2 separate regions of the Homo sapiens genome follow, and region 1 is linked to region 2. Evidence: read pairs that join two places in POLR2A ChIA-PET (ENCODE). Cell type or tissue: MCF 10A. All regions are shown on one strand. Each heading gives the region's core, and the rest is flanking DNA. Links, peaks and the distances in the headings are about the cores only.

What was found. Peaks named below come from ENCODE experiments on the same cell type or tissue, not always from the same donor. Only the 100,000 strongest peaks of a DNase experiment are listed, where the experiment ranks them.
Region 1: POLR2A ChIA-PET joins it to region 2 with 7 read pairs; 4 of 35 experiments call an interaction of 5 or more read pairs at or near these places.

The regions. Positions count from the first base shown.
Region 1 is chr14:67,653,155-67,669,239 of GRCh38, reverse strand. It overlaps VTI1B (vesicle transport through interaction with t-SNAREs 1B), which reads left to right. Exons shown (of 6, transcript NM_006370.3): 2 at 6,705-6,763; 3 at 9,318-9,509; 4 at 12,651-12,824; 5 at 15,742-15,803. It also overlaps a transcript of GPHN not described here and the pseudogene RNA5SP386. Among named protein-coding and RNA genes, the nearest start is that of VTI1B, 13 kb to the left of the region's middle. RefSeq lists silencers at 396-445, 456-585. In MCF 10A, for the core only: no CTCF peak of the experiment used is centred there; no DNase peak of the experiment used is centred there.
Region 2 is chr14:67,557,323-67,573,407 of GRCh38, reverse strand. PLEKHH1 (pleckstrin homology, MyTH4 and FERM domain containing H1) reads right to left here. Exons shown (of 29, transcript NM_020715.3): 4 at 15,990-16,085; 5 at 13,717-13,800; 6 at 11,373-11,454; 7 at 10,514-11,271; 8 at 4,192-4,270; 9 at 3,396-3,487; 10 at 1,506-1,656; 11 at 1,131-1,273; 12 at 22-132. It also overlaps a transcript of GPHN not described here. Among named protein-coding and RNA genes, the nearest start is that of PLEKHH1, 32 kb to the right of the region's middle. RefSeq lists enhancers at 1,762-1,941, 13,157-13,656, 13,657-14,158, 15,518-16,085. In MCF 10A, for the core only: no CTCF peak of the experiment used is centred there; DNase peaks (open chromatin) are centred at 5,557 and 6,217.

The DNA.
Region 1 (16,085 bases), core at 8,906-11,405, 92 kb before region 2:
ATAGTATAATATTTAACAGCAAGAATTCAAGAGCCAGATTGCCTGAGTTTAAATTCACCTTCTAGTAGCAGTGTGACCTTGGACAGGTTACTTTAACCCAATTAGTTTTTCCTGCCAAATGGGGATAAATCATAGTATCTACTTCACAGGGTTTTTGTGAGGAGTAAATGAGTTAATATATGTAAAGTCCTTAGAATACTGCCTGATAATAGAGCTACTAGCCATTTTATTTAAATGAAAATTAAGAATACCAGCCCTGTATACAACTATTCTTACCTTTTTTTTTCCAGAGTACTTATTTTCTGACATATTAGACACTTTCCACATTTATGATATTTACAGTATATTGTTTGTCTTCCTTTCACTAGGACAGTGGTTTCATTGTGGTCCATGAACCAGCTGCATCAGCATCATTTGGGAACTTGTTAGAAATGCAAATTCTCAGGCCCCACCCCAGACCTATTGAATCAGAAAGTTTTAACAAGCAGTGTGTTTTCACAGCCCTCCAGGGGGTTTCTGATGAAGGCTAAGTGTGAAAGCCACTGAGCTAGAATATAAGCTCAATGTTGTCTTTTTTTCACTGTGTTTCCTAAGTACCAGAACAGTGCCTAGCACAGACTAGGTGCTTCATAGATACCTATTGGATGATGGAATGTGTGAATTGTTGGAAAGAAAATATTGATATATGATTGTGATTTATTTCTATTCTGTTGTCCACATTTTCATTACTTTAAAAATGGGTATATTCCACCTATTAAAACAACAAAAACTGTATTTCTCCAAAGTACAGTCTCCATTCACTTTCTGCCTTTGAATGATACTAGAGACAATGTGTCCTGTTTTAGGAAGTTTTTGTGTAACTGTCCATTACCACTTACAATAATTATTAATCCATTTAATATTTCATTAAATACCTATGGCCATAATTTCTACTCTTGGTTTTACAACCTCTGAAGAGGTCTCTCCAATTACCTCAGAGTACTATAATGTGCTATAATTTCTTAATCTAATCAATGTTAAATGCCTGTGGTCATGATTTCTAGTTTTGGTTTTGTCATACCTGAAGACATCTCTCCATATGTCTTAACGTGTATCATAAAAATATTGAAAGTTTTCCATTTTAAATCATTTAGATCAGTATGTATAACACAAGACCCTATTATTTTCAGAGCCAGAAAAAATAGTCACTATGGAGTACTATAATCAGCTGGCCGATAAACACCAATTACTTACAGACTGTAGAATTTTAACTATTCTAACTCCTCATTTTTTTTGTTTGTTTGTTTTTTGTTTTTTGAGATGGAGTGTTGCTCTTTCACCCAGGCTGGAGTGCAGTGGCGCGATCTCGGCTCACTGCAACTTCTGCCTTCCGGGTTCACGCCATTCTTCTGCCTCAGCCTCCCGAGTAGCTGGGACTACAGGCGCCCACCACCACGCCGGGCTAAGTTTTTGTATTTTTAGTAGAGACAGGGTTTCACTGTGTCACCCAGGATGGTCTCGATCTCCTGACCTCGTGATCCGCCCGCCTCGGCCTCCCAAAGTGCAGGGATTACAGGCGTGAGCCACCGCGCCTGGCCTCTAACTCCTCATATTTTCTACTGAATTTGGTTTTTGCTCTTAGGTTCTTCCTAAGTATTTACTTTCAGAAACAATGGTGGTTTCTATTTATTGAGCCCTTATTATATTTGGCACTTGCTAAGTGAATGTTATGTGTATTATTTCTTTTAACCCTTTCAAACAACCCTTACAAGGTCAGTAGTCTTATAGTCCCTATTTGCAGATGAGGAAACAGGTTGGTTGAGAGGGATCTCTGTTGCTTTTAACTCTTGTATGGTGTGGGATCTAGTCAGCTGTCACGGTGTACAAATAAAGGGTGTAAGTCCTCCATTTTGCCACAGTGAGGCACCAAAAGCAAAGTAACCACATATTTATGAGCTGGTGAAACTGAAGTTGTTTCCACAACTTTAAAGGGCCAAGATTAGGCATTCTTGGGCTGGAAATTCAAATCCCCATAAGGAAGAGAGGCTGCCCACCTTGGTCAAACATTAAGGTAGGCTTTCTGTAGTGCTGTTTTTCAGAGCTGTCTGTTTCCATTTTACTCCATGTCAGCATCCACCCAGTTTCCCAAAGGAGACAGAGTTGGTCCCAGAGAGTCCCTCACATGTGACTGATTTGGGCAGGCTTGTGGGGTGGGGGATAGTGGTATTTGAAGTGGTTCATTCTTGTTCATGGTGCCCATTCTCCCCAGGATGCCACCTTGCTGTTTGTAGTTGATTGTAGCATCAATTCTAACTCCCTAAAAAGAGGAAGAGGTTTTTTGTTTTTTCAACAGATTTTACCAGTTGTTAAAGGCTATACTCTGGGAGCACAAAAATGCCCCTCAGTTGTATACAGTATACAGTTGTTTAATATACAGAAAAGCCTTGGACTGGGAGTCAGCACACTTGCATTCCAGAACTAGTGCTGCCATACATTTGCTGTTCCAATGACTGTGGGGCAGGCACTCAGTTTCTCCAGGGTCTAGTGTCCTCAGTGGTAAAGGCAGGAAGTTAGACTAGATGATCGCTGAGGTACATCCTAGCTCTAGCATTCATTGGTTTCATAATTCTGAGCCTAAAGAATTTTTAAAAAGCTGCTATTGATCCCTCTCAGTTGGGTAGAGATCAGTCTCTTGAATTATCTGCCTCCCTGGCTTTATCATCACAAGAAATGATTTCAAAGGTTTCTGTTTTGTTTTGTTTTAAATCTTAGAAGTCCAGAAAGGATCTCATAAATGTAGTGAAGTTCTGTAAAAGTATGTTGTTATAGAGCACTTATAAGAGGAAATGTGTTTTATGAAATCAGGTAGGAAATGGAATATTCTAGCACACAGAAGTTAGTGAAAGGAGAGAGGTTCTGTGGTCTTCTTCTCCCCCTTTCATTTATGTAGTTACATTCCTGGAATCATTCTAGAATTTGCCTCTTGAGAATGCGGATTTTCATACCCATTAACAAAGGAAGAATAAAGGAGGAGAATTTATGACTAAACACAGTTGTAGAAAAGTCTAGGAAAGGAAGGAGCTAGGAAGGGAATGTACATATGTGTACAGTACTGCTTCTTACTGTCTGGCTTGGATCAGGAGTGAGCATGCCTGAGTTTGGAGATGTGCTGACTCAGAGCAGTGATGATGCTCAGCACTTTTGGGACAGCTTATTACAAAATAATACAATACTGCTCCATGGAAGTAGCCGTTTTTGACTGTCGGTATTATTTCAGTACTGGTAGCTAAGAACACATCCCCCTCAGGAACAGTAATAGCTGCCTTGGTGCTCATTTCAGTTACATCATAGATGGTCAAGAGTCATACCATTTGCCATGGTGAACCTTCCTCTACCTTTTTTTAAACAACAAACAGCCATGGGTTTTGTGAGTGGTATGGAGAAAATTGTCTGAAGTATCTTGTGTATATTAAGGGGGTGGCACACAACAATGAATGAGACATAGTAAAGGGTGTGTTGTCATTTGCCCTTTCAGGCAGTAGCCACATCTAAGGAGGTTTATAGTTCTAGGATCTATGGCACAGTAAAAATGACAAAATAAATTTCCATGTTTCAGAGGAACTTGGTCTCAAGTTGAGATTATAGAATATACGCATCCAAAATGATTTATGGTCACTTAAAAAGTGGGATACAAGGACAGGTGTGGTGGCTCACACCTGTAGTCCCAACACTTTGGTAGGCTGAGGTCGAGGATTGCCTGAGCCCAGGAGTCAAGACCAGCTTAGGCAACATAGTGAGGCCCCATCTCTACCAAAAAAAAAATTAGCTGTGTGTGGTAACCTGCACCTGTAGTCTCAGTTACTTGGGAGGATGAGGCAGGAGAATTGCTTGAGCAGGTGGGAGGATTGCTTCAGCCTGGGAGGTCGAGGCTGCAGTGAGCCGTAATCATGCCACTTCACTCCAGCCTGAGTGAGACTGTCTCAAAAAAAAAAAAAAAAAAAGATATAACTGACATTAGATGCTGTTGTGATTAACAAAATGTAAATCCATATAAAGCATTACAGTGACATTACATCTTATGTAGGATTGGGTTCAAAAGTCAGGGCTTGGCCGGGTGCACTAGCTCACACCTGTTATCCCAGCACTTTGGGAGGCCGAGATGGGTGGACCACACAAGGCCAGCCTGGCCAACATGGTTAAACCCCCTCTCTACCAAAAAATAGAAAAATTATCTGGTTGTGGTGGTGCACTCCTGTAACCCCACCACTCAGGAGGCTGAGGCATGAGAATCACTTGAACCCAGGAGTTGGAGTTTGCAGTGAGCTGAGATGACGCCACGGCACTCCAGCCTGGGCAACAGAGTGAGACACAGTCTCAAAAAAAGCCAGGTCTTAAGATGAAAATCAGAGTAGACAAATCATCTAAGAAAATCTCAGGACAGCAACTGAATACCCACATGCCATTTCTCCATAAGCCCGGCTCATCTGTTCTCTTTTGCAGCGGAAAGGCTGAGGTGGATGGATCACTTGAGGTCAGGAGTTTGAGACCAGACTGGCCAACATGGCAAAACCCTGTCTTTATTAAAAATGTAAAAAAATTAGCCGGGCATGGTGGTGGGTGCCTGTAACCCCAGCTGCTCGGGAGGCTGAGGCAAGAGAATCGCTTGAACCTGGGAGGTGGAGGTTGCAGTGAACCGAGACCGAGCCACTGCACTCCAGCCTGGGAGACAGAGCAAGACTCTGTCTCAAGAAAAAAAAAAAAATTGCTCTTTAGTTGGTGGAAGTGCTGCTGGCTTGTGTTTAGGAGTCACATTGAAAAATACATAGCTTTAAAAGGCCATATCCCCATACGTGCAACAGCATAGATGAACCTTGACTTTGTGCTAAGTGAAATAAGCTAAACACAAAGGACAAATATTGTATGATTCCACTTAATGGTGTACCTGGAGTAGTGAAATTCATAGAATGGGGAGGTATTTGATGGGTACGGAATTTCAGTTTGAGAGGATAAACAAGTTCTGGAGAACAGTTAGTGGTGATGGCTCCACAACGGTGTGAATGTACCTAGCCACTAAGCTATACCCTCACAAATGGTCAAAATGGTAAATTTTATATTACATGTATTTTGCCAGCCTAGGTGACCAGTGAGACTCTGTCTTGAAACAAACAAACAAACATTGTAAATGATGGTAACTTTATGGTGATAAGTAGATTATGTGTAGATTTCCAGGGAGAACAGTCATTTGGATGTATAAATTTTTTTAAAAAATCAAGCTCCTCTTAAAAGGAGCTAATTTTTGCTTGTTAGATATAAGGGAATGACCTACTTCCTCATTTTGTAGTCAATGAAGGAGAATGTGAGGTCCCAAAGAAATGAAGGAAATTATCTAAGTTTACATGCTGAGGCAGGCCCGAACCTGGCACCAGAACCTCACCCCGCTGACTAACCAGAAAAGGTGCTTGTATGCCTTTCCCCCATACAAATGTTTACCAGGTGACAGCATTCTGGTACCACCTTCATAATTTTTGCCATCCGCAAGTATCATTATTACTGTCACTTACATTTTATTTATTTATTTATTTATTTTGAAATGGAGTCTCCCTCTGTCGCCCAGGCTGGAGTGCAGTGGCACAATCTTGGCTCACTGCAAGCTCCGCCTCCTGGGTTCACACCATTCTCCTGCCTCAGCCTCCTGAGTAGCTGGGAATACAGGCGCCCACCACCACACCAGGCTAATTTTTTGTATTTTTTAGTAGAGATGGGGTTTCACCGTGTTAGGCAGGATGGTCTCGATCTCCTGACCTCATGATCCGCCCGCCTCGGCCTCCCAAATTGCTGGGATTACAGGCGTGAGTCACCGTGCCCAGCCTTGTCACTTACATTTTCTTTATGTCAACTTATTTCATGTAAAATACATTTATTTAAAACAATGTTATTTAAAAATGAAACTTGCTATCATATTTTAGATGGAAAACCTGTAGTATAAACTATCAGAAAATACAATTAAGACAATACTGTTTTAGTTAGATGTTTGTTTTGAAGCTGAAGCCTGTTCTATTTTTGTTCAAAGGGGAGATTAGTAATTTTTAGGTATTAAAGATACACTCAACCAAAGGGACAGAATGGGAAAGGCTGAAAGGGGAATGAATAACGTTCTCATCGTTCAAGTCATTGCCGGTGCCACACCCAGAGAAAAACAAGCACCACACCAGACAGCCTCTCAGCAAGCCGAGTAGGTGGAATTTTTATTTTGCAGAAAAGTAGTGTACGAGTTAACATAGAAGTGGTTCACTGTGGGAGTGGTGAGGGGTTTCAGAGAGTCACTATTGGTAAACATTCTTTTTTTTTTTTTTTTTTTGAGACAGAGTCTTGCTCTATTGCCCAGGCTGGAGTGCAATGGCGCAATCTCGGCTCATTGCCACTTCCACCTCCTGGGTTCAAGCATTTCTCTACCTCTGCCTCCCAAGTAGCTGAGATTACAGGTGCCTGCCACCACGCCCGGCTAATTTTTGTATCGTTAGTAGAGATGGGGTTTCACCAGGTTGGCCAGGGTGGTCTTGAACTCCTGACCTTGTGATCCACCTGCCTTGGCCTCCCAAAGTGCTGGGATTACAGGCATGAGCCACCAGGCCCTGCCATAGGAAGCTTATTCGAAGCAGAGGGAATGGCCTTTACAAATGTGTGGAAACAGTAATAAGCATTTGAAACTTATCTATCTTTTCTAGAAGAAAAGAAGAAATTGATCAGGGATTTTGATGAAAAGCAACAGGAAGCAAATGAAACGGTGAGAACAAGGAACAAATTTTGTTTCTTCTACCTGGTGTTGGTCTTTTCCAGAAGTAATGCTATGAGCTGATCACAAATTAACTGTTCCTGTCCATTGATCTTGATTTTGACTATTTCTTACTAAATGAAGCCAGTTGATGGGGATGGTTGTTGAGGGGGTTTGGCAAACAAATGGGTGAAGCCTGAAGATGCTCCTGAAATGTGACTCTTTGGTAATATATTGCTGATGTGAGTAGTAAGGGCATTCTCATACTTTTACCCAAGCAGTCTTTTAAAATCTGTTGTTTTTTTTTTTGTTGTTGTTGTTGTTGTTTGTTTTGAGACAGAGTCTCGCTCTGTTGCCCAAGCTGGAGTGCAGTGGCACAGTCTCGGCTCACTGCAAGCTCCACCTCCCGGGTTCACACCATTCTCCTGCCTCAGCCTCCCAAGTAGCTGGGAATACAGGTGGGCGCCACCACACCTGGCTGTTTTTTTGTATTTTCAGTAGAGATGGGGTTTCACCGTGTTAGCCAGGATGGTCTCGATCTCCTGACCTCATGATCTGCCCGCCTCGGCCTCCCAAAGTACAGGGATTACAAGGCATGAGCCACCGTGCCTGGCCTAAAATCTGTTTTTAAGAGCTGGCCATTAAGATAGGTTACTGGTCAGTGCGGTGGCTCACGCTTGCAATCCCAACACTTTGAGATGCCAAGGTGGGAGGATCACTTGAGGCCAGAAGTTCAAGACCAGCCTGGGCGACATAGGGAGACCCCCCATCTCTACCAAACAAAAAAAAATTACCGAGGTTTGGTGGTGCATGCCTCTGGACCCAGCTACTCAGGAGGCTGAGGTGGGAGATCACTTCAGCCTGGGAGGTCAAGCATGTGGTTAGCCACAGTTGCACCACTGCACTCCAGTCTGGGTGACAGAGTGAGACCTGCCTCAAAAAAAAAAAAAAAAAAAAAAGGTTACTGTTCTTTGTTAAACCTACTGTCACAGAAAATGTAGTTTAGAGGTAATTCTAACCATGTCCCTTTCTGTCTTAAGAGACAACATAGGAGCTGGAGTTGGTACCTCAGGCAAGACATGCATGAGTCTCAGTTGGTACCCAAAGTTTGTCAGAAGTTGGTTCCGTTTACTGAACAGTTTAACAACTGCTTCTCTTCACCTGTGGCTTTTCTTTAAAAAAAAAAAACTTTTTTTTTTTTTTTTTTTTTGCTCTAGCCCTATAGAAGCAAGAGTCCTTTGACTCCATCTCATCATACTCTAGCTTCAGCAAACTCATTAAGATTGGGGCCAAAATTCTGGTCGCTGCTAGTACTCCGCAGAAATAGTTGGCCCTGTATTTGCTACCCGAGAGCAGATGGAGAAAAAATTCTCTTTTGGCCAGCGAACTTCCTTCTTGCTTGTTGAAGATCAGTGTTTCAATTTCCCACTTATCCCAATGAAGTTCTGAGAAGGAAGCACATCTGCATCCTTTTCTCTGTTTTGCATCTGTTTTAAGAAAGACCAGGCCACTAGACTGTGGGAACTATCTTCTTCCTAATGGGAGTACTGGGAGCTTTTCTTAATACCTGTGTACAGCTGGGCATATCCATGATACCTGTTTGTAGCCATTCTCCTGTTTCAGTTAATACCTTGGTAGCATTTTTAAAATCTTCTAGCTGCTACTGATTTGTTTGATGCTCAGATACTTGTTTTCTCCAAACTCAGCAAAAGTAATAATCCTATGCTGCCCATTCCAGGCAGATGAAAATAATTTAGGGCCTCTTGTGGATGTGTCCAGGTGTTACATTTTACTTACCCCAGAAAAATGGAAGTCTGATTCCCCTAAAGCAGACTGCTCTGGGTAGGCCCCTGTTCTCTCTGACATGGAGACAAACTTAATTGATTTTCAGAAAGAGGAGCAGGAGAAGGGAAGAACCCTGATGCCAGACCCCTATCATTTTTAATACAGTAGACTTCAAAGCACTTCTTGATGGCAATGTTCAATCATACCAGGCTAAAAACTTGGTATATTGAAGAGAGCTGAGAGAATTTGAAGATTTTGAATCCTGACTCCTTTTCTGTTTAATTTTTTATATATATATAGAGATGAGGTCTTGCTATGTTGCCCAGGCTGTGCTCAAGTGATCCTCCTGCCTCGGCTTCCCAAAGTGCCAGGATTACAGGTTTGAGCCACTGTGCCTGGCCCGGACTCCTTTTTGTGCGATCTTCAGAGGTTTCTTTAAGTCTTATATATGAAATGGAGCATTTCCTACCTTATTGATTTGTTGTGAGGATTAAATGGAGAATGTATATAAAAGTGTTTAGTAAGCTATAAAGTACTTCTGTTTTTCCATTCATTCATTCAGTTCATATACTCGAATGCCTGCTCTGTGCTTGCTGGGCACTATGCAAGGCATTCAGAATGAGGGGAACATGCCAGACATGGTCCCTGCCTCATGGAGCATATGGTTATTTACTTGGTGTAGTCCAAATAAATAAGTAGTTTGATTAGTCCAAACTAGGCATATTTCCAAATGAGTGAGGGAAGAACCAGGCTATCTGCTCACTACTTTCTGCCTTCCCAGCTGGCAGAGATGGAGGAGGAGCTACGTTATGCACCCCTGTCTTTCCGAAACCCCATGATGTCTAAGCTTCGAAACTACCGGAAGGACCTTGCTAAACTCCATCGGGAGGTGAGAAGCACACCTTTGACAGCCACACCTGGAGGCCGAGGAGACATGAAATATGGCATATATGCTGTAGAGAATGAGCATATGGTAAGTTTTAGCTGTTTTGTTTGTTTTTTTTTTCCTTTAAGGGCCTGTGGTACAAAAATTAACTATATTGTTGGGGTATTTCATGTTATCAGTGTATACTAGACTCTTGTTTCATTTTTTTCACCCTTATCCTCTTTTCTGCATCCAGTTCCTGTTACCCCTTGGTATCTGCTCTATTTAAGGCAGGCCTTTCGAACTATATGCATATTTAGATTTCTTTTTATCCTTAATATAATACAGTCTTATAATAAAAAAAAAACAGTGCTTTGTATGTAGTAGAATGTAAATGTTACCTATTCTTATTATCTGGATTCTGACTCATTGATCTAATTTCTTTTCTCCTTGATCTTTTTTATTCTCTCATATAAATTTTAGAATCACTTTCTCAGGTATGCCTGGAAAATTCAGTTAGGTTTCTAATTTATCAGAATATTGTTACAAAATCAATCCAAGCTTTCCTTTACCTTAATGTCAAGATGGCCCAGCAACTGAGATACAGTAGCCAATGCAGGGCGCTTCTCGAGAAGGAGCTTTTTATCATTTTATTCTGTGGTAATAGAAAGTGAGCAAGACTCCCTCTCTAGCTTTCAGGATTCTGATTTATAAAATTGGACTAATTGAACATCTGTATTCTGAAACCATCTAGAGCAGCTAGATCGTTAAAGGAATAAAACGTCTGAAAGATTAAATGTGCTGCATTTGGTCTGTCTTCCACAAACACAACACAAAGTAGAAATTCTCTGGCAAGTAGCATGGCAGAGAAATGGAAAGGGGCCCACCAGTGCAGACTGAAAGGCTCATACTACAATTTTAAACAAATCCTGTTTCACGATGCATCCTGATTATAGTTTAAGAGATATTCAGGATGATATTGGCTTGACATTGCTGATGCCAAAACTAGATCCCTTGAGAATGAAGTACTTAAAATTTTCAAATGGATGCGCGAGGGATTATCACAGATTAGAAGCTGACAGAAGATCACTTGTAAAGGGAGACTGGAAACAGGCAGGCAGGTGGAGCTGGTTAAAGTGGGAGTTGTAAAAGTGACTTTAGTCATGTTGCCAAAGTTGGGGAGGAAGTCCAAACAATTTTGCTTTAAAATTATGAGTTTCAGAAATTATTATTATTTTTTTTGAGACGGAGTCTCGCTCTGTCACCCAGGCTGGAGTGCAGTGGCGCAATCTCGGCTCACTGCAAGCTCCACCTCCCGGGTTCACTCCATTCTCCTGCCTCAGCCTCCCAAGTAGCTGGGACTACAGGCGCCCACCACCACGCCCGGCTAATTTTTTTTTGTACTTTTAGTAGAGACGGGGTTTCACCGTGTTAGCCAGGATGATCTCCATCTCCTGACCTTGTGATCCACCCGTCTCGGCCTCCCAAAGTGCTGGGATTACAGGCATGACCCACCACGCCTGGCGAGTTTCAGAAATTATTAAAACATAATTTAGGTATCCATACCTTCAGAAAAAGTATTGTTCCAAATCTGTCTGAAGTTCATTTATGTGATCTGATCTTTTCTTAGTCATTTTTTAGCCTACTCAGTTGAAAATCTGCATCTTTTATTTTGAAAACCTTTTTCCTTCTTCCTTTGCGCTAACCTAACTGGTTTTATTTGAACCTCATTCAGTGGTTTCCTCGTCTACTGGTCTGTATGCCATTTATTAAGTGAAAATGCTACAGAGCGCCGGGCACAGTGGCTTACGCCTGTAATCCCAGCACCTTGGGAGGCTGAGGCTGGTGGATCACCTGAGGTCAGGAGTTCGAGACCAGCCTGGCCAACATGGTGAAACCCTGTCTCTACTAAAAATACAAAAATTAGCTGGGCGTGGTGGCGGGTGCCTGTAATCCCAGTTACTTGGGAGGCTGAGGCAGCAGAATTGCTTGTGCCCGGGAGGCAGAGGCTGCAGTGAGCTGAGATCTTGCCACTCCACTCCAGCCCGGGCGACAGAGCGAGACTGTCTCAAAAAAAAAAAAAAAAAGAAAGAAAGAAAATGCTCCTTGCTACTTCTGTTCTGGGAGCCAATCTTTTGGCTCCTTGATGGTCCTACTGCCAGTGGTCACTTGCTCTGTACTAGGCCTCTGTGAGCTGGGTCCCTTTTGATTTTGGGTGTGTGTGTGTGTGTGTGTGTGTGCACGCGCGCGCGTGCTTTGAACAGCTAAGAACTTGGAGCTGCCTCCGTTTCTGTCAGTGGTTGTTAATTCTGGCCTGACAAGGCTACTTTTTTCTTCCTGCTGTCTGTATTTAGGATTACAGGTGGAGTAAAACTTCGGTGGGGATTTAGAAAATTAGGGCAGTTGAGAAATTAGGGCAGGTGGGGAAGCTTGCTCAAGCCCCAGATACTAATTTCCCTGAGACCAAATCACCCCCAGTGTGGCAGGCTCAAGGTTTTTTGTTTGACCTTAGGTGAAGTTCTTTCTGGGGCTCACCAAGAGGGTAACCACATACGTTTTTTCCAGAATGTGGTAGTGTCTCAGACTTCTACATGCTTTCTTTAGAAGCTGAAAAAGAAGAATGTAGTCATCTAGGCAATACCACTCTGAACCTGCCTGATCTCAGAAGCCAAGTGAGTCAGGCCAGGTTAGTACTTGGATGGGAGACCACCTGGAAATACCAGGTGCTGGAGGCTTAAAACGAAGAACAGAATAGCTTATTCATGGTCCGTCAATCCTCAGTACCAGTCTAGTGGGAATCTTCAGTGAATTAACCTTTTTCTAGGGCTGCAGAGTTTAGTTGGTTTGCCCATAGCACTATCGAAGTTACAGGCTATATGCATTATCAGGTAGCTCCCACATCTGGGCTGCCACCTTTCAGAAGTTGATAGTCCAGGAGGCACATGGACCAGTTCAGATTCATTACAAACACAGGGAAAGTGCTCCAGTATTTTTAATCCATCTTTCCTTGCCTCGCGTAAGTGTAAAAGGCAGTGGAGTGGGGGTATTGTGATCCTATTGATTGGATTTCAGGTCCTGCTTTAGTCTGTGACCTTGAAAAGAATCATTAGCTTCTTTGGTTCTGTCTTAAAAGGAATGAAAATTATTGCTCACTATATCCCTTCTAACATGGGGAAGGTGATGAGGAATATGCTGGCAATGAATTTATAATGGAAAAAGTCTAACATTTCTCTTCCATACTTCTTTCAGAATCGGCTACAGTCTCAAAGGGCAATGCTTCTGCAGGGCACTGAAAGCCTGAACCGGGCCACCCAAAGTATTGAACGTTCTCATCGGATTGCCACAGAGACTGACCAGATTGGCTCAGAAATCATAGAAGAGCTGGGGGAACAACGAGACCAGTTAGAACGTACCAAGAGTAGAGTAAGTCTGGGCAGACAGGGAAAGGGGCAAGTATGGGGTAATTAGGGGGCCACTGCACCTGGAAACCGTACTAAGGCCAAAAGCTACAGCAGTTCTGTATTCAGGGAATAGTCTTTTTTAAGTTCTTATGCTTTTCTCAATTTTTATTTATTAATTTTTTTTTTTTTTTTGAGATAGAGTCTCACTGTGTCACCCAGGCTGGAGTGCAGTGGCGTGATCTCCACTTGCTGCAACCTCCGCATCCTGGGTTCAAGCGATTCTCTTGCCTCAGCCTCCTGAGTAGCTGGGATTACAGGCATGCGCCACCATGCCTAGCTAATGTTTGTATTTTTAGTAGAGATGGGGTTTCGCCATGTTGGCCAGGCTGGTCTCGAACTCCTAACTTCAGGTGATCCACCTGCTCCGGCCTCCCAAAGTGCTAGGATTATAGGCGTGAGCCACTGTGCCCGGCCGCTTTGCTCAATTTTTAGTTTGCTTGGCTGAGAGATGTCCCTTAGAAGCAATTTTACCCCTAAGATTTAGACATCACTGGAAATTTTTGCTTCAGTGAGGGGAAAAAAAGATGGAAGGACCTGATTTCTACACTTACAAGATTACAGAAATTAATAAGGATAAAGTGGCTGCATTCTCTCTTTGGCAAGAGAAATAATATGTCAAAAGGCACTTAAGGATTCAAAGCTTCCAATCTGAGATTTTAATTTCTCACACATCTAATAGGGTATTCTGCTATTCTTACGAAAACATCATCTGCTTATATCCTGTTATTTAGAGCCAAGGCTGTTTTCCAGATTTCATAAAATAGTACCACAGTTTATAGATTTATAAATTATGCTTCAATCCTGGACTATAACCCTTTACTGTTATGTAAGTAAAAGTAAAAAAAAAAAAGTAATAGGGAAAAAAATGTCTAAGGATTATCCAGTAAGGTAAGCTGGATCATTGTGGAAAGAAAACAAATATTTAAATCAAATGATGACTATATCAGGGATCTCTAGTCTGCTGTCACTCTGAGAGCCTCAGAAAAATAACTCATTTATTTTTTCCTTTCCATAAATGAGTTAACCTACATAGGAATTTTTTAGTTTTTTAGAGACAGGGTCTTGCTCTGTCACCCAGGCTGGAGTGCAGCAGTGCAATTTTAACTTACTGTAGCTTCAAACTCCTGGGCTCAAGTGATCCTCATGTGTAGCTGCGATACAGGCATGTGCTACTGTGCCTGGCTAATTGTTTTAATTTTTTGTAAAAACGGGGTCTCATTATGTTGCCAAAGTTGCTCTCGAACTCCTGGGCTCAAGCAATCATTCCACCTTGGCCTCCCAAAGCGCTAGGATTACAGGCATGAGCCACTGTGCCCAGCTGGAATTTTTTTTTTTTTTTTTTTTTTTTTGAGATGGAGTCTTGCTCTGTCGCCCAGGCTGGAGTGCAGTGGCGCAATCTCGGCTCGCTGCAAGCTCCGCCTCCCAGGTTCATGCCATTCTCCTGCCTCGGCCTCCCGAGTAGCTGGGACTACAGGCGTCTGCCACCACACCCGGCTAATTTTTCGTATTTTTAGTAGAGACGGGGTTTCACCATTTTAGCAAGGATGGTCTCGATCTCTTAACCTCATGATCTGCCCGCCTCAGCCTCCCAAAGTGCTAGAATTATAAGCGTGAGCCACTGCGCCCGGGCAAAATTTTTTAATTGGTACAATTTACCAATGGAATGCTGTATTCTTAATAGCAGAAGGCAAATCAATTTGAAAAACATACTGTGGCCAAGATTTGGACAGGAAAATACTAGCTCAGTGTGAAGATTTGAGTAGATTTTCTTAATAGCTTCAGTTCTCCATTAAGTCAGAGTAATGCCCTGCCCTCTTCAGTGAAAATTCACAATAAAGTACTACATTCAAGGCAAGCTATGGAGAATGTAACTTGCTTACAGATTGTGTGGGTTTTGGTTTTTGAACATACCAGGTAGATTGGTTGAATTTAAAAGCCAAGGAGGCCGGGCTTACACCTGTAATTTTAGCACTTTGGGAGGCTGAGGTGGGAGGATGGCTTGAGCCTAGGAGTTTGAAACCAGCCTGGGCAACATAGCGAGACCTCATCTCTAGAGCGAGACCTCATCTCTATAGCGAGACCTCATCTCTACTAAAAATCAAAAAAAGGAGCAGGGTGTGGTGGCGTGCACCTGTGATCCCAGCTACTTGGGGACATGTGGGGTTATTGCTTGAGCCTGGGAGGTCGAGGCTGCAGTGAGCTGCGATTGCAGCACTGCACTCCAGCCTGAGTGACGGAGTGAGACCCTGTTTCAAATAAATAAAAGCCAAGGAACGAGCTGAGAGGTCAGCTTACCAAGGCCACTGGGGAATGGGAACAGATGGCAAGTAGCCATCTGCTGGAGGTGAAATATCCTCCAGCTGTCCAGATTAGTAGCAAGCAGTTGAAAGTTCCATGGAGGTTAATTCTTTTCACAGTTCAATGTAACTGTCTCTTAAGAGGGTAAAGAAAAAAACCAGATCCCAAAAGCAGTAACAGACCAGCCTACAAAAACAAATGCCAACTCAAGAGGCTGTCCTGGAATTTGGCTGATGAAATTCAAATCTTAAGTTGCTCTACAGTCACTGGCTGGCCAGTCTGCTGGCTACACTTGAAGCCTTCCCTTTTGGAGTAGCCACGGTAGAAGATTAGCTCAGTCTCAGGAGTCCATCCCCAGCAGCAACCTGGGAAGATGATTCTTAAGCCTACTTGATGAGTACTAAAATATCTTGTCCTTTCCAGGTTCTTCTACTTACACTCAAAGGCCATCATTTAAATTGGCTTGATTTCTTGGAATTTTTCAACATATATCCCTTAATGCCTACTGTTAATCTAGGGATATTCAATTGTACAGAGTATACTTTTTAAAGAGGGAAATAATCACTATTTTCTCTTCTCAGCTGGTAAACACAAGTGAAAACTTGAGCAAAAGTCGGAAGATTCTCCGTTCAATGTCCAGAAAGTAAGTTTTATTAAAGTCATGAAATTTCTCTTAACTCAGTGGCTTTCAACCAAAAAGCTTAAAATAGTGACTTACAAAGGTCCTCATAAAGCACCTCAGCAGTTGACGCATAGTCCCTGTATACTCAGTACCACCCAGCAGACCAGAATAAAGACGCTAAGGAATATGGTCTTGGATAATTAAATAACTCAGGATAAAATCATTTGTTAAAAGTATATACTGCTTTGACTTGGAGCAGTGAAAAATTTCTCCACTGAAAGGACATTTAATCACAGCTGATGT
Region 2 (16,085 bases), core at 5,160-7,659:
GCTGGGCGGGGAGACTCTCACCGGGGACTTGTAGTACATAATCTGTCCCTGTCTCAGGACAAACCAGCGCCTCTTCCACGTCTTCACCTGGCTCCCCATTTTCAGCAGGTAGCCCGACTTCTCCAGTGACTCCTGAGGGGTGGAAGGGTGTAGATGAAGAAAGGGGAAATCACTCAGGGCTCCTAGACATCACACAGGTCCAAGTGGTCCAGCTGCCTCACTACTCGGTCATCAATTAAATACAAAATTATTGAGTACCTACTCAGTGTATTTTCAGAGTACCATGCCCTGCTATGGTTCAGAGAGGACTAAATAAAACATGGGTGGTCCTGCCAAGGAAGGGCTCCCATGCTAGCTGGGGAAGACCTCACTATGAGAAGGTAGCAGAGCAGGGGCTGCTAGAGGGAGAGCCTGGCCAGGGAGAGCGTCAGGAGAGAGCCGGCCCTGAGCTGGCCTTGTTAGGATAGTTCAGCCTCTCCCTCAAAGACTGAGAGGAGGAAGAAGACCATTCCAGGCAGCACAGAGCAGGGAGAGGGCAAGGCAGGTCTGGGCAACCTGGACACATCAGCCAGGCAGGACTGGAGGGTCATGGAGCCAGGGAGATGATGGGGCAGCAGAGAGGTGTGGGGCGAGGGATGCGGAATTACATCGGGAGTGGATGCTAGCCCTGGCATGTAGTGGCACAGCTTGGAGCCTCAGGCTTCTCATCCATAAGATGGGCTAATGACCCCAAGAGGATTGTGAGGACAAATGAGACAATGCCTGGAAACTGAGCACAGTGCCTGGTGCCAAGAGTTCAATAAATGTTAGCTTGCGTTAGTATTCCAGGTGATAAAACAAAGTCATATATGGAAAACTCTTCATGGGGCCTGGTGGGCCACAGTAGGCTCTCAGTAACTGGCCATTGCTGGTATTCCAGGAGCTCTCTGGGCTCCCTCCTTCCTTCCTTGTGGGGTCTGTGTGTCTGACTCCATAACTGTACACCCCCCCAGCCCACGCCCCCTGCCCCCATCCCCCAGCTCTAGGGACCCCTCACTTCAGGCAGCTACTGCCTATGTCTTGTGCTGAGGGCCCCAGCAGCCTCTGCTGCATTCTGCTTCCACCCTGCCCCCGCCCGTTTCCCGGCTCACCCCGCCCAGGCCCAGCCCGTCGGTGGAGTAGGATGAGGTGCGCTGCAGTTTGTGCTCAGGCTCTGAGTAGTCACTGTCCAGTGAGCAGGCGTCCGGGGGGATGGCGTAGTCACCCTCGGAGCTCAGTGAGGACATGGAGACGCCTTGCCGAGGGAGGAGGAGTCAAGGCCCGGGTCCCACACCTCCCCGACTCACGCAGCCCAGGAGCTGCTGAGACTTGACCACCCACCCGGGACCCGGTCTCTGGGGCTGGGGGTGGAGCTGCTGGGGGGTCACGAGCTCAGATCAAGTGGGGACGCCCATGTTCAAGTGCCCATGGGAAGAGGTGAGGGGCTCCTTGCTGCTGCACCCTGCCCCTGCTCCCCTTCTCTGTACCTCTCTTGATGGCCCGGGGGCTGCCTAGTCCGCTGGTCTTCCTGGACTCAGAGGAGGGGACCGAGATTCGGAAACTCGCCTGAGAGCTGCAGTCATCGTCAGACCCAGAGGACTCGTCCATAAAGGGCATGTTGCTGATCTGTGTAGCTCTCTGCAAGACAGGCCCCTCCCTCACTGCAGCTCAGGCTGCAAAACAGTCCTCTCCCAACCCTGCAGCTTGCACTCCTGGTCCAAGTGCCCATGGTGTGGCCAACCCCCAGCCGGGACTCTGAACAGACAACTGTCCAGTGTAAGGTCCCTCCTGGCCTCACTCCTGTGTCATGACCTCCATGCTTCTCAGGCCTCCCTTCCCACACACCATCTTCTGTGGTCCCCAAAGCAGCTGCCCATCACGACTGAATGCCTGCCCACTGTGACCCTCGCTCCTTGCCACTAGGGGGCCAGAAAGCTACACCACAGACTAAGTGTGCCATGCGAGCTTTAAAAATGTGTGGGGACGTCGCAACAATCAATGATTGCATCTCCATTGGCAAACATTTAAAGTGACTGACTATCTCAGTGTTGGTGAGAGTATGGGGAGAAGATGGGGGAAAAAACTCTAGTGTGTAAGGCATTTTTAGAAGGTAATTTGGCAGTACCTGTCAAAAATTAAAACATGTATATAATTTGCCCAGAAATCCCACCTCTAGAACTCTGTCCTACAGACACATGTAGATATAAGTTCCCAAAGATATATGTGCACAGTGATGTTCATGGCAACATTCATTTTAGAGAAAAACAGGGACACAGACTAAATTATTATTGGAGGAAAGCTTTAGGTATTAATAGTTATGGTGCTTCGATACCAAGGGTACTGGACACCTATAGAAGGAGGAGGTAGGGGCCAGGCATGGTGGCTCATGCCTGTAATCCTAGCACTTTGGGAGGCTGAGGCAGGCGGATCACAAGGTCAAGAGATCAAGACCATCCTGGCCAACATGGTGAAACCCCGTCTCTACTAAAAATACAAAAATTAGCTGGGCATGGTGGTGCGCGCCTGTAGTTCCAGCTATTCAGGAGGCTGAGGCAGGAGAATCGCTTGAACCCAGGAGGTGGAAGTTGCAGTGAGCCAAGGTTGCACCACTGCACTCCAGCCTGGCAACAGAGCCAGACTCTGTCTCGGAAAAATAAAAAGGAGGAGGTAGGGAAGGATGACCTGACACGTGGTTATTCACGTGGTTAGGGGAACAAGCAAGGCATAGAATGACATGTATATGAGCACCTTTTGTGTGCACACAGGAGACAGTGAGAGTGTGCTGCATATTTATAAATGCATCGGAAGGCCTTACTGAATAAACACTAAACCATTCATGATAGCTTCCTCTGGGCTTAGGAATTAGGGAAAAGCGACGTGAGAGGAAATTTCACTTTTGGTTTTTTATTCTTCTATAAAAAATTTTATCAAGTATTACTATTATTCAAAAACCAGTAACAGAGACAAAAATGTGTATGAAAATATTGCAATTCTATCTGATTTTTGTTTTTAAAATGTAGTGACGTTACGGGAATATAAGTTGGAATATACCTCAGTAATTCTAGAAGGAGCCCCACTGCCCTCTGGGACCTGAGGAGTGAGGCAGACATGAGAAAAGGTGGGGAGAGCTGTAAAGCGGGCATAGGCTTAACCTTCTTACCTTGTCCACGTTCATACTGATTCACATTTTTGTAAATGTGGAATTTTTATAATAACCTAATAAACAATAAAACAAAATGACACGTGCTGGGCTCAGCTCCCTGGGCAGGGTCACCATGTGCAGAAGCCTGGCCCTAGAGCCCCGCCCCAGTCATTGGATGATGAGGCCAGGGGCCTTTCCTGATGAGACACCCCCTCTTTGTGCAGCAGTTTCTTACCCCCTTCAGTGCTGTGTAGACAGGCACAGTGACATTCTTGTAGACCAGGCCAGAGAAAGACCCAGGGGAAACAAGGGCAGGAGGGCTTGAAGCTGAGCAGGGAAGAGAGGAATGAGATTACTCAAGGGCATAACCCAGGAAGGGGTGTGGGGGAAGCAGAGAACTGGGCAGATGGCATTCCCTCCAGGAGCAGGCCAGTGACAGATCTCAAGAGGGGGGCCAGGGCCCTGTTCATCTTCTCCCCTTGACTCCCTTTGGGGACCATGATCTCCATGTGGTAAAGGATCCCTCACAAAAGAATCCAAAAGCCTTACCTTTAACCATTTTTTCCTCCATGAGGCTTGCACAGTGTTCCACTGTTGCAGATGTGAGTTACAAATCATACGGCTATGGGACCACCCCACAGCCCTCGTTGTGGAGATTTGGTGGCTGGCTGGAGAGGAGCCAGTGAGTGGGGTTCATGTAAATCAGGACACTTGTGGCTCCTCCCACCCACGGCCCTGGCACTGCAGAAGCGAAGCCTGTGCAGGTGGGAGGCTGGGCTGGAGGCCCCCTCTCAGATCCCTTCCAGCTCTGTGACTGGCTACTTTCCTGTGATGGGCTGAACCTGTACGACTTCCCTTTCCCTCCTAGGTGGGACTTGCTGTGATTTCACCTGAACTTCACCTGCTGGGGAGGGGAACAGGGTAGGCCAGCCAACCCTGGCCCTGGGTGTTGCTTGGAGTCTTCTCCTCCCCGCTTGCCCACCCTGCCCACCTTGGGTGTTTGGTGCCTCCAAGCCTCACTTGGAACTCACCGCAGCATGCAGTATTACTTCTGGGAGACATATCTGAGAGCCGCATGCCCGATGTGGCCACAGCATAGATCCGGCTCTCCTGAAACAAGAGGTCTCAGGAAGCTCAGGGCCCGGCATGATGCCCATCCCACCCCCTCCAGGCATGTGCAGGAAAAAGCATGGCTTTGGGGGTGGGCAGACCTGTGGGGGGCAGTGACTGGCTAACAAATCTTGGGCAAGTTACTTCATTTCTGAGACTCATTTTCCTCTGCTCTAAATGGAGGTAATAATACTTACCTTTCAGGCTGCTGTGAGAATCAATGAAATACTTAACATAAGCATTTAACACCTGGAATATAATCAGTGCCCAACAGTTCCCTCTCTTGCCTCCACCCTTCACCTTTGGGGCAAAGGAGGTTCAAGAGAAGATGGGTCAGTAAACTGTTGCTCTGAATCCTACCCGTTTTAGAGACCCTTGGGTCTCAAGATCTAACCCCCAGAAGTTGGGGATATTGGTAATGAGGAAGCCACTGCGGCCACACGACAAGGGCTCTTTTGTAAGCCAGTTGTTTGGAACTTAGGGCACATTTTTAAAAAATTCTCTATTGTTTCTTTTTTTAAAAAATAATTTGTTTGTTTTTTAAGTTCCAGGGTACGTATGCAAGATGTGCAGGTTTTTATGTAGGTAAACGTGTGTCATGGTGGTCTACTGCACCTAACAACCCATCACCTAGGTATTAATCCCAGCATGCTTTAGCTCTTTTCCCTAATACTCCCCCACCGCCACCATCCACTGACAGGCCCCACTAAGTATGTTCCCCTCCCTGTGTCCATGTGTTCTCATTGTCCAGCTCCCACTTGTAAGTGAGAACATGCAATGTTTGGTTTTCTTGTTCCTACGTTAGTTTGCTGAAGATAATGGCTTCCAGCTCCATTTATGTCCCTGCAAAGGACATGACCTCATTCCTGTTTATGGCTGCACGGTATTCCATGGTGTATATGTACCACATTTTCTTTATCCAGTCTACCATTGATGGGCATTGGGTTGATTCCATGTCTTTGCTATTGTGAGTAGTGCTGTGATGAACATATGTGGGAACTTAGGGCACGTTTTTTCCCCTGCAGGAATAATGTCATATCATGGCTAGGCTTCAGGGCCAATCTACAAAGCCTATTTAGCCCAACAGGACTCCAGCACCCCCATGCAGAAGACACTGGGAGAATGCCCGTCCTGAGGGGGCCCCTGGGTCTGAAGTAGGCCACAGGCCAAAGGAGCTTTTCCTAATGGCCCTGACTGCTCATAAACAACCCACAGGGTTCCCTGCACCTTCTGGATCTGTTTGCTCCACTGAGCCTAAAGGAAAACAAAGGTGACGTGAGTCACCAAGGCTGACGAGGGAAGGTTGACCAGCCTTTGGAGGAATGCCCTGTTGGCTCAGGGAGGTAGCTAGATGTGCTGTCACCTGGTGGGGTCAGATGGGCTAGGAGATGGCATTGGAAGGGAGGTGGGTGCCTATCAGGGTGTCATCCCAGAGGGGAGCAGCAGCCCTGGGACAACTGGGAGGAGAGAGGGCAGAGCTGATGAGTGCTGCCATGAGACGCTGAGATCACTGGAGGGGCGGCAGGAGACAGAGGGGCGGTGAGGAAGGATGCCAAGGAGGGCCCTGCAGCAGGGCAGGGAGTTTCTGTGCTCGTGTAGGGCAGATACATCGAGCCCAAGTAAAATTCGGCATAAAAAGGATTATTTCTGCCCAGAGTGGTCATGGAATTTAACCAAGGACAAGCCTCTAACTTTGCAGAGGAAATGAAACTGAAGTTTGAAGGATTTAGGTAAAACGAAACCTATGACTGTTTGACAAAATGTTATCTAATGCCTAACTCACAAGGTTGTTTTAAGGATTAACTGAAAAAAGGGCTTTCCAAACTCTAAGATACATAAGTATTTCTCACACCGTCAGATTGAGAAATGTTCTCTGACATTTCATTCCCCCACCGCCCTCCCCAGATGGTTACTGCCCCATTGGTCCTGCCTGGGAGAGAGAGAGGCTGGGCTTCTGGCCACTGTGATTTCTTAAGCTCTCCCCGGAACACGGAACACGAGTGATCATGCCTCAGGGGCCTGGGAAGGAGCTAGCATTGTGTCTTGTTTTCCCCAGGAGCAAGTTACAAAGGGGATTGCAAACAGGATGAGATCTCCTTACATTCTTTTGGCTGATTCTTGGGTCCTTGGGGCCTAGCTGGGGGCAGGGAGGTTCTGTGGGAAGACCTGACGCTGCCCCTTAATACCTTAATCCCCTTAATACCTTCATCACCAGAGTTCAGCTGAGGTTCCTGGGGAGAACGTCATCTGATATATTTTCTATACAGAATAAGAGGAGACAATAACTCCTCGTCTCCCCATTCCTCCTCTCCTCCTCCACCCTCTCTCTCACACACATACACTTAACCTGTTCAGATAGAGAAGACCCACTCTTTTTTTTTTTTTTTTCAAGACAGGGTCTGGCTCTGTCACTCAGGCTGGAGTACAGTGGCAAGATCTTGACTCATGGCAACCTTCACCTCCCTGGGCTCAAACTTAACTTCCACTTAAGCCTCCTGAGTAGCTGGGACTACCGGCATGTGCCACCATGCTCAGCTAATTTTTGTATCTTTTTTGGTAGACATGGGGTTTCGCCGTGTTGCCCAGGTTGGTCTTGAACTTCTGAGTTCAAGCAGTCTACCTGCTTCTGCCTCCCAAAGTGCTGGGATTACAGGTGTGAGCCACTGTACCCGGCTCAAGACCTACTCTTAAGCTATCACAGTGAATGGCTGTATTTTGGCAAAATGGCAAAGTGAGCAACGCTTCTCTCTGGTAGCAGCTGCACATTCCTTGCCTGACTACTTCCTGCTCCCAACCTCTGCATTTGGACTCCAGAGCAAGAAGAGAGCCAGCAGCCCAGGGGGACCAGTGCTTTTCCATCCCCTAGTCTTCCTGATGTGCCCCACTCTTGGCTCAACTGGGTCTCCAGTCTTACAGGTGTCCTTGAAACAACCAGAAGCTGATCAACAGTCACTGCCAAGGATATAGCCCAAAAGTCTAGGGCTGTGTGCCTCCCGAACCAGCATTTCTTTGTTTTGTTTTGGAGATCGTCTCCTCTGTCGCCCAGGCTGGAGTGCAGTGGCGCAATCTCAGCTCACTGCAACCTTCGCCTCCTGGGTTCAAGCGATTCTACTGCCTCAGGCTCCCGAGCAGCCAGACTATAGGCGTGCACCACCATGCCCAAATAATTTTTGTATTTTTAGTAGAGATGGGGTTTCGCCATGTTGGCCAGGCTGGTCTCGAACTCCTGACCTCAAGTGATCTGCCTGCCTCAGCCTCCCAAAGTGCTGGGATTACAGGCATAAGCTACTGAGCCCGGATTTGAACCAGCATTTCAAAAGGAGGCCCTGGGAGTTACTGCTGGAAATACAGGTCTCCCGAGCAGTGGTGTGGGGTGAGTCCACCCTGATGTCACCCCCTCTCCCAAGTGACCTCATTCCTCCTGCTGCCAGGAGCCAACGCTTAGCTGTCCCCCATGGTACTGCTACACACCCCAGCAGCATCTGTGGAGGGGATGTCTGCCCATGAATCAAAGACTGACCTTAGCTCTGGCAATGTCCCTTAAGAGGAAGTACAGCTGGAATGTGAGAGCTGGGCTTCAAAGCAGCTGGAACTACATTTAAAGCCTGGCTCTCAGACCGGGTAAGGTGGCTCTTATGGCTGACAAAGGAGGATCACTTGAGGCCAGGAGTTTGAGACTAGCCTGGGCAACATAGGGATACTCCATCCCTACAAAAAATTTAAAAAATTAGCCAGGTGTGGTGGTGTGCACCTGTAGTCCCAGCTGCTCAGAAGGCTGGGGTGGAAAGATCCCTTGAGTCCAGGAGTACAAGGCTGCAGTGGACTGTGATTGTGCCACTGCACTCCAGCCTGAGTGACAGAGCAAGACACCGTCTCTCAAGTAAATAAATAAATAAAGCCTGGCTCCCTCACTAACTACTACATGACCTTGGGCAAGTACCTAAGTCTGTGGGGAACAGTGGTTTCCTGACCTGTAAAAGGGAGAAACCACACCTTACTCCTTGCAAGGAAAGGAGCCCTTCCCACAGGCTCCGTGCGAAGCCCTTAATACCCACATGCCATTTTCACTAGTGACCTGTGAAATGTCATTTTTATAGCCTGTCTCATTTTTATTTTAACTTTTTATCATGGAAAATGTCAGGTACAGGGCCAGACACAGTGGCTCACACCCGTAATCCCAGCACTTTGGGAGGTCAAGGTGGGAGGACCACCTGAGCCTGGGAGTTCGAGACCAGCCAGGGCAACAGCATAGTGTTAGCCCATCTCCACAAAAAATTAAAAAATAGCTGGGCATGGTGGTGCATGCCTGTAGTGCCAGCTACTCGGGAGGCTGAGGTGGGAGAATTGCTTGAGCCCGGGAAGTTGAGGCTGCAGTGAGCCATGATTGCACCATTGCACTCCAGCCTGGGCAAGACTGAGCAAGACTCTGTCTCAAAAAAAAAAAAGGAAAAGAAAAAAAAAATGTCAGCCTGGCCAACATAGTGAAACCCTGTCTCTACTAAAAATACAAAAATTAGCCAGGCATGGTGGTGCATGCCTGTAGTCCCAGCTACTTAGAAGGCTGAAGTAGGAGGATTGCTTGAGCCCAGGAGGCAGAGGTTGCAGTGAGCCAATATTGCGCCACTGCACTCCAGCCTGGGCGACAGAGTAAAACCCTGTCTCAGTTAAAAAAAGAATGATCTCACGTGCCCATCGCCCAGCTTGGCAAAGGTTAATGATGTGTGGCCAGTCATGCTTCATCTGTGTCCCCACCCTTGGCCACCAACCAGATCATTGCTTCTGAAGTATTTCTACCAGACAGATATCAAGACATTTTATCCAATGTTACAAGTAAGGAAGCTGGCCTGGCGCAGTTGCCTATAATCCCAGCACATTGAGAGGCCTAGGCAGGTGAATCACTTGAGGTCAGGACTTTGAGACTAGCCTGGCCAACATGGTGAAACCCCGACTCTACTAAAAATATAAAAATTACACTTTGGGAGGCTGAGGCGGGCGGATCACGAGGTCAGGAGATCGAGACCATCCTGGCTAACATGGTGAAACCCCGTCTCTACTAAAAATACAAAAAATTGGCCGGGCGTGGTGGCAGGTGCCTGTGGTCCCAGCTACTTGGGAGGCTGAGGCAGGAAAATGGCGTGAAACTGGGAGGCAGAGCTTCCAGTGAGCTGAGATTGTGCCACTGCACTCCAGCCTGGGCAACAGAGCAAGACTCTGTCTCAGAAAAAAAAAAAAAACAGTTAGCCGGGCATGGTGGCACACACCTGTAATTCCAGCTACTTGGGAGGCTGAGGTGGGAGTACCACTTGAACCTGGGAGGCGGAGGTTGCAGTGAGCCGAGACCGTGCTACTGCACTTCAGCCTGGGTGACAGAGCAAGACTCTGTCTCGAAAAAAAAAAAAAAAAAAAGCCAGGCTCAGTGGCTCATACTTACAATCCCAGCACTTTGGGAGGCCCAAGAGGGTGGATCACCTGAGGTCAGGAGTTTGAGGCCAGCCTGACCAACATGGTGAAACCCTGCCTCTACTAAAAATACAAAATTAGCTGGGCGTGGTGGTGCATGCCTGTAATCCCAGCTACTTGGGAGGCTGAGGCGGGAGAATTGATTGAACCCAGGAGGCAGAGGTTACAGTGAGCCAAGATCATGCTATTGCACTCCAGCCTGGGCAGTAAGAGTGAAACTCTGCCCCCTCACCCCCACCCCCCAAAAAAAAGAAAAGAAAAAGAAAAACAAAGAAAGAAAAATAGCCAACACTTACCTACCACCTACTGTGAACCACTACTGTAAGTACTTTCACAACAACCCTATAAAGTAGGTACTATTATCCCCATTTTATAGACAGGGAAGCTGAGGCACAGAGGTTCAGTAACATGTCCAAGGTCACGTAGTTAACAGTTCAACCCTAGTGGTTTGCTTCTGGGGCCTATGCTCTTGACCATCATACCAGACCACCTGAAAGACTCACAAAGATTAAATGAGAAAAGGTATGCAGGGCACCCAGCTCAATGTATGGTGCACGGTGAGCACTCAGGAAATGACAGCCAACCGCCATTCACATCATTCTGAATTCTGGCGCTGACCCTCACTGGTTGTGTGGTCTGCACAGGCTCCATGGTACCTGCCTGCCAGGGCCACCATGAGGATGCCAGCAGCCTCCTCTCCTGCTCAGTGCATGGCTGTGCTCAGCCAGCAGTGTTCTTGCCATTAGCTCTGCTCCTCTGCCCAGCCCGGAGGTTGCCTCTTACCCAGGATGAAAACTGGTGCAGCGGGGGTGTAGGTGGCTTGTTACCCAGCTCCACTTCCTCCAGCTCAGCTCCAAGGGCCTTTGGGCTCTCTCTTTCCTCATTCTTCCCTGCTGGGGGTGGCTCCTCCATCTCCATCTTCTCTGGTTCCTCCCGGGACCTAGCTCGGGACTCCAGCTCAGGAAGGCCAGAGGGGTGGAGGGCTGAGAAGGCCTCAGTCTCAATGTTCACCACACGGCCAAAGTGCCCATGGCCCACCTGGGGCTGGCTGTGGTGCCTTTTGGCCAACTGGATGCTGTCCCGCGGGGTGCCAGGAGCCCGCACCTTTGGTAGGGTCAGACTGCTGCCAGGACCACCTTCCCTGGCAGAGGTCTTTGTCCCAGGGAGCATCCCTCTCTGAGCAGTAACCAGACCCTCACCCCAGGAAGCTGAACTACATCTGAAGGTAAGAAGCTTCATGCATGGCTGGTGGGGAGGGCTCTCTCTTCCCAGATGAGGTTGAAGGGGCTTGGCCTCTACTGTTTCCCCAGAATGGACCGTGCTGGAACTAGAATCCTCCAAGGGGCTTGCTGCTTCAGAAACAGAGTCCTTGCTCTGCAGGGCACCTGGGGAAGGTGCAAGCACAGCTGCCTTCAGACCCTGGGCCTGGGAGCCACTGTCCTGGCCCATAGGCTGGATTCCCGGCTCTGAAGGGACAGAATCCTGCTCTGCAGCTCCGTAGGGGGGCACCAGCAGCTTCCGTGAAGGAGCTATCTGAATAGCTGTGATTCGGGTAAAAACAGTCACATTGAGAGCTCCCGTAGCTCAGCCCCATACCCACCAAACACACGTACTGCACACCTGCACACCCTGGCCTGCCTACCTTCTAGCGCATCTTGAAGGGATCCCACCTGCTCCACCAGGCGCTGATTATGGCTTTTCAGATGCTGATTCTCCATCTCAAGCTGAGCAAAAAGAAAAATGAAGATTTAGGACACCCAGCCTACAGGTTTAGATGTATTTTTTCAATTCTTTTTTTTTTTTTTTTTGAGACAGGGTCTTGCTCTGTTGGCCAGACTGAATTGCAGTGGAGCAATTTTGGCTCACTGCAGCCTTGACCTCCCAGGCCCAACTGATCCTCCCACCTCAGCCTCCTGAGTAGCTGGGACCATAGACACACACCACCAGGCCCAGTTAATTTCGTTTATTTTTTTGTAGAGACAAGCTCTCGCTATGTTGCCCAGGCTGGTCCCAAATTCCTGGACTCAAACGATCTGCCCACCTCAGCCTCCCAGAGTGCTGGGATTACAGGCATGTGCCACTGAGCGTGGCTGCTGCATATTCTTTTCTTTTCTGAGACAAGGTCTGGCTCTATCACCCAGGCTGGAGTGCAGTGGTGCAATCTTGGCTCACTGCAACCTCTGCCACCAGGGCTCAAACCATCCTCCCACCTTAGCCTCCCACCTCAGCCTCCCGAGTAGCTGGGACTACAGGTGCACGCCACTATGCCCGGCTAATTTTTGTATTTTTTGTAGAGACAGAGATTTGCCATGTTGGCCAGGTTGGTCTCAAACTCCTAGTGTCGAGCAATCCACCCGCCTAGGTCTCCCAAAGTGCTGCTGGGACTACAGGTGTGAGCCACTGCCCCCAGCCTGCATTTTCCTTTAAATTAAGTCCAACACACTTTTATTGAGTATCTTTTAGCAAGGGTTGGGACTGTGAGAATACGCAGGTAAGCCAGGCATCAGTTCTGTCTCCAAGAACTTGCAGTCTAGCAGGTGACCTGAGATGTACATCCAAAGAAGGGGATAGGAGGCCAAATGAGCTGATACCCTCCTGCAGGTGTGAACCACTTGTGTGAGGACAGAGGAAAAGATGTATGTTTGTCAGCCGGGTGTGGTGGCTCACACCCGTAATCCTAGCACTTTGGGAGGCTGAGGCGGGCAGATCACCTGAGGTCAGGAGTTCAAGACTAGCCTGGCCAACATAACGAAACCCCGTCTCTACCAAAAGTACAAAAATTAGCCAGGCGTGGTGGCGTGTGCCTGTAATCCCAGCTACTCAGGAGGCTGAGGCAGGAGAATTGCTTGAACCCAGGAGGCAGAGGTTGCAGAGAGCCGATATTGTGCCATTGCACTCCAGCCTGGGAAACAAGAGCGAGACTCCGTCTCAAAAAAAAAAAAAAAAAAAAGATATATGTTCATCCTTTTCCAAACTGCAATTCCCACTCCTTTTATTTAGAAGGAGGTTGTTTTCTGTCTGTTGGTGATAGCACTGTAGCTTCAAGTCCTGAGTTTCCTAAATAAAGGTACAGCACGTGATAAACTACAAAAATGGATAGATAGAGAGGGAAGGTGGAATAGAGGTTACCAGGCGATGGGGGAAGAGAGAATGGGAAGTTAGTGTTTAGCAGGTACAGAGTTTCTGTTTGGAAAAATTTTAGACATAGATAGCAGTGATGGCTGCACAACACTGTGAATGTACTTAATGCCACTGAATTGCTGAATTGTACACTTAAATGGTACATTTTATGTATATTTTACCACACACACACAAATAGTTAAAAAGAATGAAGAGGATGGAAGAGAAAGTAGCAGGGCACGGTGGTTCCCTCCTTTAATCCCAGCACTTTGGGAGGCCGAGGTGGGTGAATCACCTGAGGTCAGGAGTTCGAGACCAGCCTGGCCAACATGGTGAAACCTGTCTCTACTAAAAATACAAAAATTAGCTGGGCATGGTGGTGCGTGCCTGTAACCCCAGCTACTCAGGGAGGCTGAGGCACGAGAATCGGTTGAACCCGGGAGGCGGAGGTTGCGGTAAGCCGAGATTGCGCCACTACACTCCAGCCTGGGCGAGAGAGCGAGACTCTGTCTCCAATAAATAAATAAATAAATAAAAATAAAAGAGAAAGTGGAGAGAGTGGACACTGGCCTGTGTGGGCTTCCTAGAAAGAAACTGAGGGGGCTTTTCAGAAGTGAGACACATTCCTTCTCGCAAACTTAAATCCAGCACCAAGCTAGTCAGGAGCTCCAGGGAGACCCAACCAAGACAAAAGGAAAGGGGAAGTGAACTACGGTGTCTCAGCATGGAGGCTGAATGCAAAACAAGTGCTGGACAGAATGAAGGTCAGCCGAGGCACCCTAGACAGTAGGGGGCAGGAAACTCCGGGGGTCAGGGCAGGCCCAGCCATGCCTCTGGCAGGCCTCCAAGATGAGTTTCCAACCCACCTTTGCCAACTTGAGTGTCACCCATTCCTTGATCTTTGCAGCTTTTTCTTGAACAGTTTTTGCTTCCTCTGCCCTCATCTGCTTCTGCAAGAAAGAGAGGGCCTTCCGTTAATCCCAACAATCACCAGGAGAGTGACTGACTGGAGGTGGGAAACCCCAAGAAAGGCCAAGTGTGCGTGCCACTGACCTCGCAAAGCCAGTGAGCAGAAATCGTTTGTTGAAATATTATTTGATAAGGTAACACAAAATTTAAAAACTCAAAACTGGAAATAGTCTAAGTGTTCACCACGAAGGGGTTGGCTGAATAAACGCGGCATATCCCTGACATGGAAGGAGAACGCTGTGCCTCCATATGCAAGCAAAGTTAATAGTGAGGAGTAGAAATCAAGGACTGGGGAGGGAGAGAGAGGTGACTTGTCATTTTATACTCCTCTGGCCGTTTTTTTATTTTTAACTATAAGCATGTGTTACCTTTATAGTTAAAAAACAAAAAAATAAGGCAAAATTGCAGATAACTGAGGTATTTCCATCAAAGTAGTCAAAAGAGGAGATGATTGAAAAGGTTGGCATCTGAAGAGGAGCAGCCTGGCTGGGCATGGTGGCTCATGCCTATAATCCCAGCATCAGACAACGTCAGACTCTCAGTATTTCAGAGCTGGAAGGACCTTAAAGGTCATCTAGTTTAAGGTGTGGCAAACAATGGCCTTCAGGCCACATCCAGTCCTCCACCTGCTTGCCCCCACCCAGACCTGTTTTTGTAAATAAAGTTGCATTGTAATACAGCCATGCTCATTCATTTACGTATTATCTGTGGCTGCTTCCATGTTACAACAGCAGCTTTGACCAGTTGCAACAGAGACCTGTGGCCCACAAAACATAAAATAGTTACTACCTGGACTTTACAGAAAAAGTCGGCCAACCCTGACCTGGTTTGATATTGTCTTTGTGCTTCTGTGGCAACTAAGGCTATGGCAAGAAGTGACTTGCCTCTGTCCATTCATGGCACAGCTGGGACTAAAACCAGGTCTCTTGACTCACAAAACAGTGCCTTTTCTTTTATGAGATTGACCTACTGATTCCAATTGTAAAATGACCTTTTTTCTGACCTAAGGAGCTTTAGCAGGAGTCATTTTGTCCACCAACCCCCAAGATGCTGCCACTTCTAACTATGAGCTACTCAGAAGAGAAGGTATGTCTAAAATCAATGGAAGAATTGATCAGAGATTCCATGTGTCAAAATTCTATTCTTCCATCAATTTTCAGGAGCACATGGTACCCCACAGCATACAAAGGCACCTCCATTAAGGGCCTATTGGGTTAATGCTGATGGGTAAACATGAATCTGCCCATTATGGTTGGAAGGCACCACCAGGATCGGCTTCTCCTACATGGAGAAGGCATGTGTAGGAAATTAAAAGTCATCTGTCCAGACTGTGGGGTGTTTAGTTGGAAATGATGGCATTCTGGCACGAGGGGAAAGCTGGGTAGGTAAGGCCAGTGGCAGAGGAAAGGGACAGAACTGGGATGGAGTTGGTGAGATTGTGAAGGGGAGAAGGCAGGACACAGGAACTGGCAGGTAGATGTTCCAGAAGTCCTCTCAGGAGCAAAGGTGCCAAGTGGAGCTGAAATGCTGGGCAGTGGCCTCTCCTGGGCTCCCATGTGCTCAGAAGGGAAGACCCTGGTTTTCTGAGGAGGCAACAACTTTGGTCTCTGCCTCTTCAGCTTCACTAAGAAACTTTGGGCAACCAGCTGGCCACGACTGACCATCCAGCTCTGTGCAGCTCTGATCATACTACAGCCAAGTATCAAGTATCTCATCTTGGCAGGGCACGACAAGGCCAGAATGGAGAAAGAAAAGTTCTCCTTACCAAGTACTGACCACGTGCCTGACACTAGGCACAGGTCACATAGGTTGCCTCTCCCAGCAGCTCTATGAGGTGTTTCCACCCTTCTTTTATAAATGTGTAAAATAAGAATCAGTGACTTAAACACTTTGCCCACTGTCAGAGGCAGCAGGTGCTAGAGGTGGGCTTCACACCCAGATCAGTCTGCCTCCAAGCTCCTTTTTCTACTCTATCCCCTGCCTGGCTTCTAATGAGCAGATGTGGGAGGAACAGTCCTTCCTATAATTAAATTTTCACATAAAAGAATAGGCTCAGGAGGGAGCGAGTTCCCCAGCACTAGAGGGCTTGAGCGGAACAGCTCAGGAAGCTGGGGGCCAGCAGTACAGATGTCGAAGAGGGCATGGTGCTCCCTTGCGCATGAGCCCTTACCTGCTTCTCCAGCTGAGCCTCTAGCTGGCTGATGAGCTCATCTTTGCCCTTTATGGCTTTCAGCAATTCTTGGTATTTCCGGTGCAGGCTCCCCTC